Regions from separate parts of the Homo sapiens genome. Here region 1 is linked to region 2. The links are chromatin contacts, found by Hi-C or POLR2A ChIA-PET in ENCODE. All regions are on one chromosome and are shown on one strand. Each heading gives the region's core, a stretch centred on a gene start or an enhancer-like site at or near the end of the contact. The rest is flanking DNA. Distances are from core to core; before and after follow the strand shown. Region 1 holds the start of FGD1 (FYVE, RhoGEF and PH domain containing 1). Region 2 holds the start of MAGED1 (MAGE family member D1).

What was found. A loop is a pair of places that touch in the nucleus more often than their neighbours do. ChIA-PET counts read pairs that join two places held with the same protein, here RNA polymerase II (POLR2A).
Region 1: a loop to region 2 is called in a map of ascending aorta, with 22 times the contacts of the local background. The contact joins the promoter of FGD1 here to the promoter of MAGED1 in region 2. A Hi-C loop is called at or near these places in 1 of 168 maps with a recorded cell type or tissue (ascending aorta). POLR2A ChIA-PET finds 5 or more read pairs at or near these places in 1 of 52 experiments (OCI-LY7).

The regions. Positions count from the first base shown.
Region 1 is chrX:54,494,178-54,497,917 of GRCh38, forward strand. FGD1 (FYVE, RhoGEF and PH domain containing 1) reads right to left here and starts at 2,057. Exons shown (of 18, transcript NM_004463.3): 1 at 949-2,057. The coding sequence starts at 1,255. RefSeq lists a silencer at 2,120-2,169.
Region 2 is chrX:51,891,155-51,894,872 of GRCh38, forward strand. MAGED1 (MAGE family member D1) reads left to right here and starts at 2,469. Exons shown (of 13, transcript NM_006986.4): 1 at 2,469-2,601; 2 at 3,115-3,195. The coding sequence starts at 3,151. RefSeq lists enhancers at 1,764-1,883, 2,524-2,613, 2,926-2,975, 3,196-3,245.

The DNA.
Region 1 (3,740 bases), core at 807-3,306, 2.6 Mb after region 2:
CGTGGACCTGCAGCTCTCCAGCTCCTGCTACAACTGGCTTCTGCCTCTGTTGGCTTTTCTGCTGTCTCCCTACCTATCAGCCCCTCCAGCCTTCTCCTCTAGCCTGACTCCCAAGGCCCACCTCTTCCACCTTTCTCTCTCAGCACCTTCTACTCCTTCCTTCCCTTGTTCTCCCGCCACACACACCTGGCAAAATCTCAACCTTGGATCAATCCACCGTCTTTCTTTTTTTTTTTTTTTTTTTTTTTTTCCGCTCATACTCCAGGGCTGCTGAATAGTACAGGAGAAAATCACATAAGCAGAAGGCTTGGCATTACTTTCATGGTCTCCAGCCTCAGTTTGGGGAAGCAGAAAGACCACAGACTTTGGACACAAACAGATCTGGTTTGAATCGTGGCTCCATACTAGCTGTGTGACCTTGGGCAAGTTGCTTAACTTCTCTGAGCTTCAGTTTCCTTCCCTACAAAATGGGACTAATGGTATCTACTTCATGAGGGTTCCTGAAGCTGAAATGAAAATCCATGTAAAGCACCCAGTCCAGTGCCTGGTACAATGTAGGCGCTTGGCAAATGTAAGGCTCCTTTTTTTCTTCTGTTCTCCAAACGAAACCCTGGTTTCCCCAACCAAATATCCAAGGATTGCTGCCTTGCAATCCTCCCTCTTTTTCTCGCGAGTGCTCCCTCTCCCATTAGCCTCAGCAGACAGAGGAGAAGGGGGTTGGAGAGGTTGAGGGGCACAAGGGACAGAGAGAGGAGATGGGGACAGAGGTTGAAAGGACTGGACATAAGGCCAAGGGACGTGGGGAGGAGGAGGGGTTTGAGGGAACCCAAAGGGCCGAGGTAAGCGAGCCTGTTCCGAGGTGGGGCTTAGAGGGCTCGAGAACAAGAACCCGCTCCCAGTACCAGGCCCGTGGCCCGGGCTCCCATGCTCTCTCAGTCGCTCACTCACCAGGCCGAGGCTGCGAGCCCTCCAGGTGGTAAGAGAAGCGCAGGGCCCGGTGGTGCTGTGGACTGGGACCGCAGGGCAAGACCCGGTGGCCTGGAGCAGCGCCCAGGCTGGTGTCCGAGGGTCCGACAAACTGGGGATCCAGTGGGCCGCCAAGAGCCGAACCTGAGCCCCTGCGCGCCAGCAGTCCGGGTTCCGAGGCTCCAGGGTCCGAGTCGGCACAGGCCGGCGGAGCGGCGCCCGGCGGGTTCGTGGCCGGGTGTTCGGGCTCCGAAGGCCCGGCGCCCCCCGGGGCTCGGTGGCCATGCATGGTCCGGGCCTGGGCGCGGGGCCCGAGCTCCCCGCTTGGCTCCAGCTCCTGGGGCGGAGGCGCGGGCGGAGGAGGCCCGGCGCCCGGCGGAGCAGCGGCCTCAGGATCGGGGGGCGGGACTGCGGGCTCAGCCCCACTGCAGAGACTCAAGCCCCCAGCCCGGGCCCGGGCCAGCAGCCGTGGCAGCGGTGGCAGTAGCAGCAGCAGCAGCCGCGGCCACCGCCGCTGCCGTGCCAGGCATCGCCGGCCCCGGCCCCGGCCCCGCGCGGGGAGTGGGCTCGGCGGGGCCGGGGGCCCGCTGGGGAGCGCTGTCTATGCGGCTGCGGTTGGGCGAGGGTTGGAGGGCTACGCTCGGCGGGGACTCTCCGGTGGACGGCGAGCCACTTCCGTGGCCCCGGGGCGAGAAGTCGGTCGGATCCAAGTGCGGGGTCTCTTCTTTCTCCCCGAATGGGAATAGATCTGGGCTCTCCTGGCTGGTTGGGAAGCGTTCTTCCTCCCGCCGCAGCCGAGGCCGGGGGCGGAGGAGAGGGGAGGGGAGAGGAGGGGAGGGAAGAGAGAACGGCGGTGGCCGGGGGCGCGCGTGTGCGCTGCGCTTGGGCTGCGGGGCTCGCCTTCAGCCAGTAGTCCCAGACGATGCTCCAGCCGCGGGGGCAGGAGAACGGCCTGGGCCGGGCTCCACCGTCCTCCCCAGCTTCAGCCTGGGTCTCGGCGGCGGCGGGCGGGAAGGAGCCCTGGGAAGGGGGGTGGGGAGGCGGGAGCCTCGCAGAGGCAGCCGCAGCCACAGCGGCACTGGGACCCAGTTACCGGGGCCCCGCCCCCTCGCCCGGGATTTGCGCCTGACCACGCCCCCTCGCTCGGGGCCGCCTCACTTCTCGCTGCTACCGCTCTCAAGGCCCTCCTGCCCCTTAAAAAATTCCCCCTCAGCCTGCTTTCCCCACAGGCAAGTCTCCGGGCTCAACCCCCTCCCCCCATATCTGCCCTTCCATCCCATCTCAGGTCTTCCCCCCTCTGCTTGCCGTTCACTCTCTTTTCCAAAACCCTTTCTTCATGTTCCTGAGTGTTCCTAGGGCTTGGCTCATAGAGGACCTGTCTCTGATTCTCCTTCACTTTGCTCAGACCAGATATCTTGGTCCCTTACTTAGTCACTTTCTTAAATACCCTCAGTTCCCTGATTTGTCGCATCCGCCTGGCAACATCCCAGTCTTGAATCGGTCCAACTGTCCGCCTTTTCCATGCCTGCGCCCAGGCAGCTAAACATTGCTGGGGAAAACTATTCAACTTCACAGATTTGTGCCACTATAAACCCATGGTTCCCAGCTTCTACCAGGCCCTCAGTTTTGACCCACAACCCTACTAGTCAGCTCTCCCTCTGTTCTCCACAGTGACCATTTCAAACCTTCTCCTTTCCCCTCAAACCCCAAGTGCTCCATCTGCCCTGTAACCCTCAGCAAATAACCTGACCTGCTGCAGAGAGTAAACAGAGCCACCGTAGAGGAAGCTCTTGACTTTTTGCTACGAAGCCTAGGAATTTGTCCTTGCTCCTTCCCAACAGCATCTAAACATAGACCTCTTCCATCTAAAAACAAATAAACAATTACCAAGAATTCTGCCTCTCCAACCACCTCCTTCTCTTCTCTTCTACAAACTTCTCAAAAGAGTTGCCTACACCCAACTGTCTTCATTTTCCCACCTCCCACTTATCTTTCAACCCACTCCAATCTGCCTCCACTACTTGCTTGAAACTGCTCTCTCTCATCAGGGTCTGCCATGAAACATCTCACTAAATCCCATAGAATCTTTTCTTTTTTTTTTTTTTTGAGACAAGAGTCTCACTCTGTCGCCCAGGCTGGAATGCAGCGGCACGATCTCGGCTCACTACAATCTCCGCCTCCTGGGTTCAAGCGATTCTTCTGCCTCAGCCTCCCGAGTAGCTACGCCCAGCTATTTTTTTGTATTTTTAGTAGAGACGGGGTTTCACCATACTGGCCAGGCTTGTCTCGAACTTCTAACCTTGTAATTCGCCGGCCTCTGTCTCCCAAAGTGCTGGGATTACAGGCGTCAGCCACCGCGCCCAGCCCCCATAGAATCTTTTCAGAGGTTATCCTACTTGGTTTCTTGATAGCATTTGGCACTGTTGACCACTCCCTCCTCCTTAAACCACTTCCATGACACTGCACTTTCCTTGTTTTTCTTCTACTTCCTTAGTAATTCTTTTTTTACTTTCCAGGCTCCTCTTTGTCCAACGCTTTATGCTGGTGCTCTTCAGGGCTTTGGCCTGAGCGCTCTTGTCCTCTCTCTACATGTGATTTTTTTTTCTTTCTTTCTTTCTGAGACAGAGTCTTGCTCTGTCGCCTAGGCTGGAGTGCAGTGGCGCGATCTAGGCTCACTGCAACTTCCGCCTACCGGGTTCAAGCTATTCTTCTGCCTCAGCCTCCCAAGTAGCTGGCATTACAGGCATGCACCACCAAGCCCGAATAATTTTTGT
Region 2 (3,718 bases), core at 1,219-3,718:
ATTTGTAAAAATAAAAAACAACTTTTGAGTATGGAAGGATATCAAATGGTGTTAAAAACAAGTGTTTGGCAGGTGAAGGTAGAATTGAAAGGAAGTGGGAAGCAGTAAGGAAAAGAATGCAATTTAAGGTCTGGCATATATAACACATCATTTATGTAACAACATATATGTGTGTAAAGTATGAAAAGGTAGCACCAAATCTAAGCAATTGTCCAAGGTGATGAGATTTAGTGATGTTTATTTAATTTCTAAAATATTTAGGCAGTGTTTGAATGTATAGTGATGAGTGTGCATTATTTGTATAATGAGGAAAAATAAGTGAATTGATCACAGGAAAAATTGCCTCTCAGGTTTCTTGCTTTAGCAATGGGATGGAGAGTGCGATTCATTCATTTAACAAATATTTATTGAGGATATAAAAATGTGCCAGGCATGGTTCTAGGTGCTGGGGAAACAACAATGAATAAAACAAAAATCTGTCTCCCTAAGAGGTTTACACTCTAAATGGGGGAGAAAGGCATAACTAGAGGAGAAACACTGTGTTGGTGGGAAGGAGGAGGCGTATGAAGGAATCGGTTTGGGACCTGTTAATTTAGAGAATACTGAGAGATATCCATTTGGAGAAGTGAGGTAGGTAGTTACTATGGATCTAGAATTCATAGGCCAAGTCATGACCGAAGATACAGATATGGAAACAGATAGCATAGAAAATGGTGTTTCTGACCTCCTTTCCTGAGTCTGATCACGTCTCACTGCAGACACTTTACAGAGGAAGTGCTGAGGAAAAACAGGCAGCTGACAGAGGAGGTTGCTATGCAACAGATGAGGAAAGTCATCCAGCCAGGCAGAACTGATGTTGGCCCTTGGGGACCAAATGCTGCAGTCCTTCCTAGCATTAGCTTCCTTTCATGTTCAGGCTTCTGGCATGAGTTGATGCCAGAACAAATGTGAACTGCACAAAGATCTGTCTTGAATTTTGGAACTGTACCAGTTTAATTTGAGTCACCTCACATCTGTATTTAATTTTCTGCCTTTTTGAGTTTCTCCAGTTATCCTGGAAGCATAGCAGCGTGTGTGTCCTTGGGTAGGACCCACTTGCTGTGCATTCCACTTTGCACATTGAGAAACCAGGCCCAGAGAATTGAGTGACCCGTGCGGGCTCACACAGCTCGAGACAGACAGGCTGGGCACTCCATTCCTGGAATTCTGAAGCCCAGCCCAGTTTCTCTCCATAAAACCACAGCTGCCCCAGGCCCCAGCCCTGAAAGGAACCAGGGCTTGCCATGGCTCAGACACACAGGTCTGATTGTCCTGGCTGCTCCAGTGGGCACCAGGAAGGCCTCAGGGACAGTGTGATTGTATCCCTGATAAGGAAGAGGCCTGATGTTCTGAGCACAGAGTGGACCCCAAGGAGCAATTCCCACGCCTGGATGGACCCACACAGGGCAGGGGGAGGGTGGGGGCCTCTGCTTGTGTCCTCCTGAATGCAGAGCATGAGCTTGGGCCTCCTAGAACACAAACTTTGCTTGTTTGGTACAAATGGGGTGCCGTGGTCTGTTGCTCAAATGGAGGAGGGAGGGGTACCCTTAGTCCCCAGGCCAGCATGAGCAGAATGTGGGCTTTGGAGTCAGGAAGACCCAGACCCAAATTTTGCATTTTGTTTCCTGGCTCTGTGGCCTTGTCTAGTTCATGCAATGTATCTGTGCCTCAGCTTCCTGATCTGCAAAATAGGGGTGCTGACATCCACTTCCCAGGGCTGCTGTGACAGGAAGACAAGCCCCAGCACAAATCCTGCTGTGATGTACAAGCTGTGCCCTTCCCTCCTTTCCTCCCCCAACACACACAAAATGAGTCCATCACCGGAGCTGCAGAAAGAAAGGGAAGAAACTAACGTTCTTTCTGCGTCTGGGAGCTTGTGGGGGCGGGCAGGGGGTGAGGGAGAAATCATGGAGTCACGTGGCAGCCACAGACTTACTACTACTACTTTGTTAGCTCCAATAGTGTATCCTCTCAGGCCATTCCGTTTCCTCAGCAGAGGTCTAACACTTGTTGCAATTAGAGACCCCAAACAGAGACCTAAGCATGCTGGACAAGGGGGTGGAGATGCAAGCCGGCCTGACAGGAGGGGCCTTGAATAGGGGAGGGACGGAATAGAGACGCATTGCGGAAAAGGTAGGGGGCCGGTGTGTGGGGCAAGGGGTGGGACCAAGAGGCACAGCGCATCTGTGGGGGAGGGGGCGTAGAGGAAGGGGAGGTGCTGTTGTATAGTGTCGACCTGGTTGGTGGTGGGGTGGTGTGTTGGCAAAGGGGGCGGGACCGCCTTCCAGCGCACATGCGCATCATGGTCTCCAGGACGAAGCTTTTGTTGGGAAAGCAGGCGGGACTGACTTTGGCTCTTCAGTGTTTGCGCATGCGCGTAACGTCCTGAGGCGGTGGGTGGTATATTAGGCGAAGAGGCGGGGTCGCCCAAGCTGCCGCGCTGGCATTTTCTCCTGGACAAGGAGAGAGTGCGGCTGCTGAGAGCCGAGCCCAGCAATCCCGATCCTCTGAGTCGTGAAGAAGGGAGGCAGCGAGGGGGTTGGGGTTGGGGCCTGAGGCAAGGTGAGAATTAGCCCCCAGACTGGGCATCTGCCCCCTGGTGCGGGCCCCCATTTTTTTTTATCCCGATCCCTTCACCCTGGATTCTGAATCCCCTTCCACCCCCCAAACCCCAATTCAATGCCCCTCCCGATCCTTCCTGATTCAAAACCCCTGTCCGATCCCTCCCATCGTTCGAAATCCTCAGATTCCTTGACCTCGATCTGTACTGTTAGATGATTCCTCCTGACTCAAAACCTCCATGCAACTTCCCAAATGCGAATCCCAACCCAACCGCACCCCCGCTCCGAATTCAGAACTCATCTGCTTCCCGATCCCCATTTGAAGCTTCGCCCTGTCAGTAGCTTCTCGGGGTTCAGAACCTCCATCTGGACGCCCATTCACTTTTACCGCTCCGATCCGTTCCTCCTCACATTCACCTTATCCGCCCGCACAGTCAGACCACAGTCACCCCCCTCCCAATTAGGTCCTTCGTATTTGCCCTCTGTAGTATAACGCCCTGCCCCTCTCCCACAGCCCCCAGGCTCCGCTCTTGCCAGAGGGACAGGAGCCATGGCTCAGAAAATGGACTGTGGTGCGGGCCTCCTCGGCTTCCAGGTGAGATCTCCACTCCCCACCCCACCATTTCCCCAGCCGACAGTCACCCCTCCCCGCGGGCCTCTTTGGTCTCCCAAACGCCGGGATCCGGTTTGACCCTATTTAGTGACTAGACTCCGTGGGCTTTTCGAATTCCCATCGTTTATCGAAGGGGGGGAGGGGCGTCTCTTTTCAGCCATCAGTCCCTGCTCAGAGAGAGGGGAGACCCTGTTAGTAGTCAGGGCAATCTGCCCAGAGAATGCGGGGTGGGTAAGGAACCATTTTTTTTTTTTTCCAGAATCCTGACGCTTGTAGAGCAGTCTGTCACCCCCTCCCCCAGCCTCCTGCCTCCACCCTCCCTCTTTCTGCATTCCCCACTCTGTGCGACCCCCCTTATTCTCAACTCCGCGATCCGCCTGCCGTCCTGAGCTGCTACTGCACGCCTCTTGGAGCGTCCCCGGCTCCTGTTCGTGCCCACTTTCCGCATACCGCCCCACCCCTCATTTTGCCCTTGCCCTACTTCACCCCTGCCACATGTTTAGTA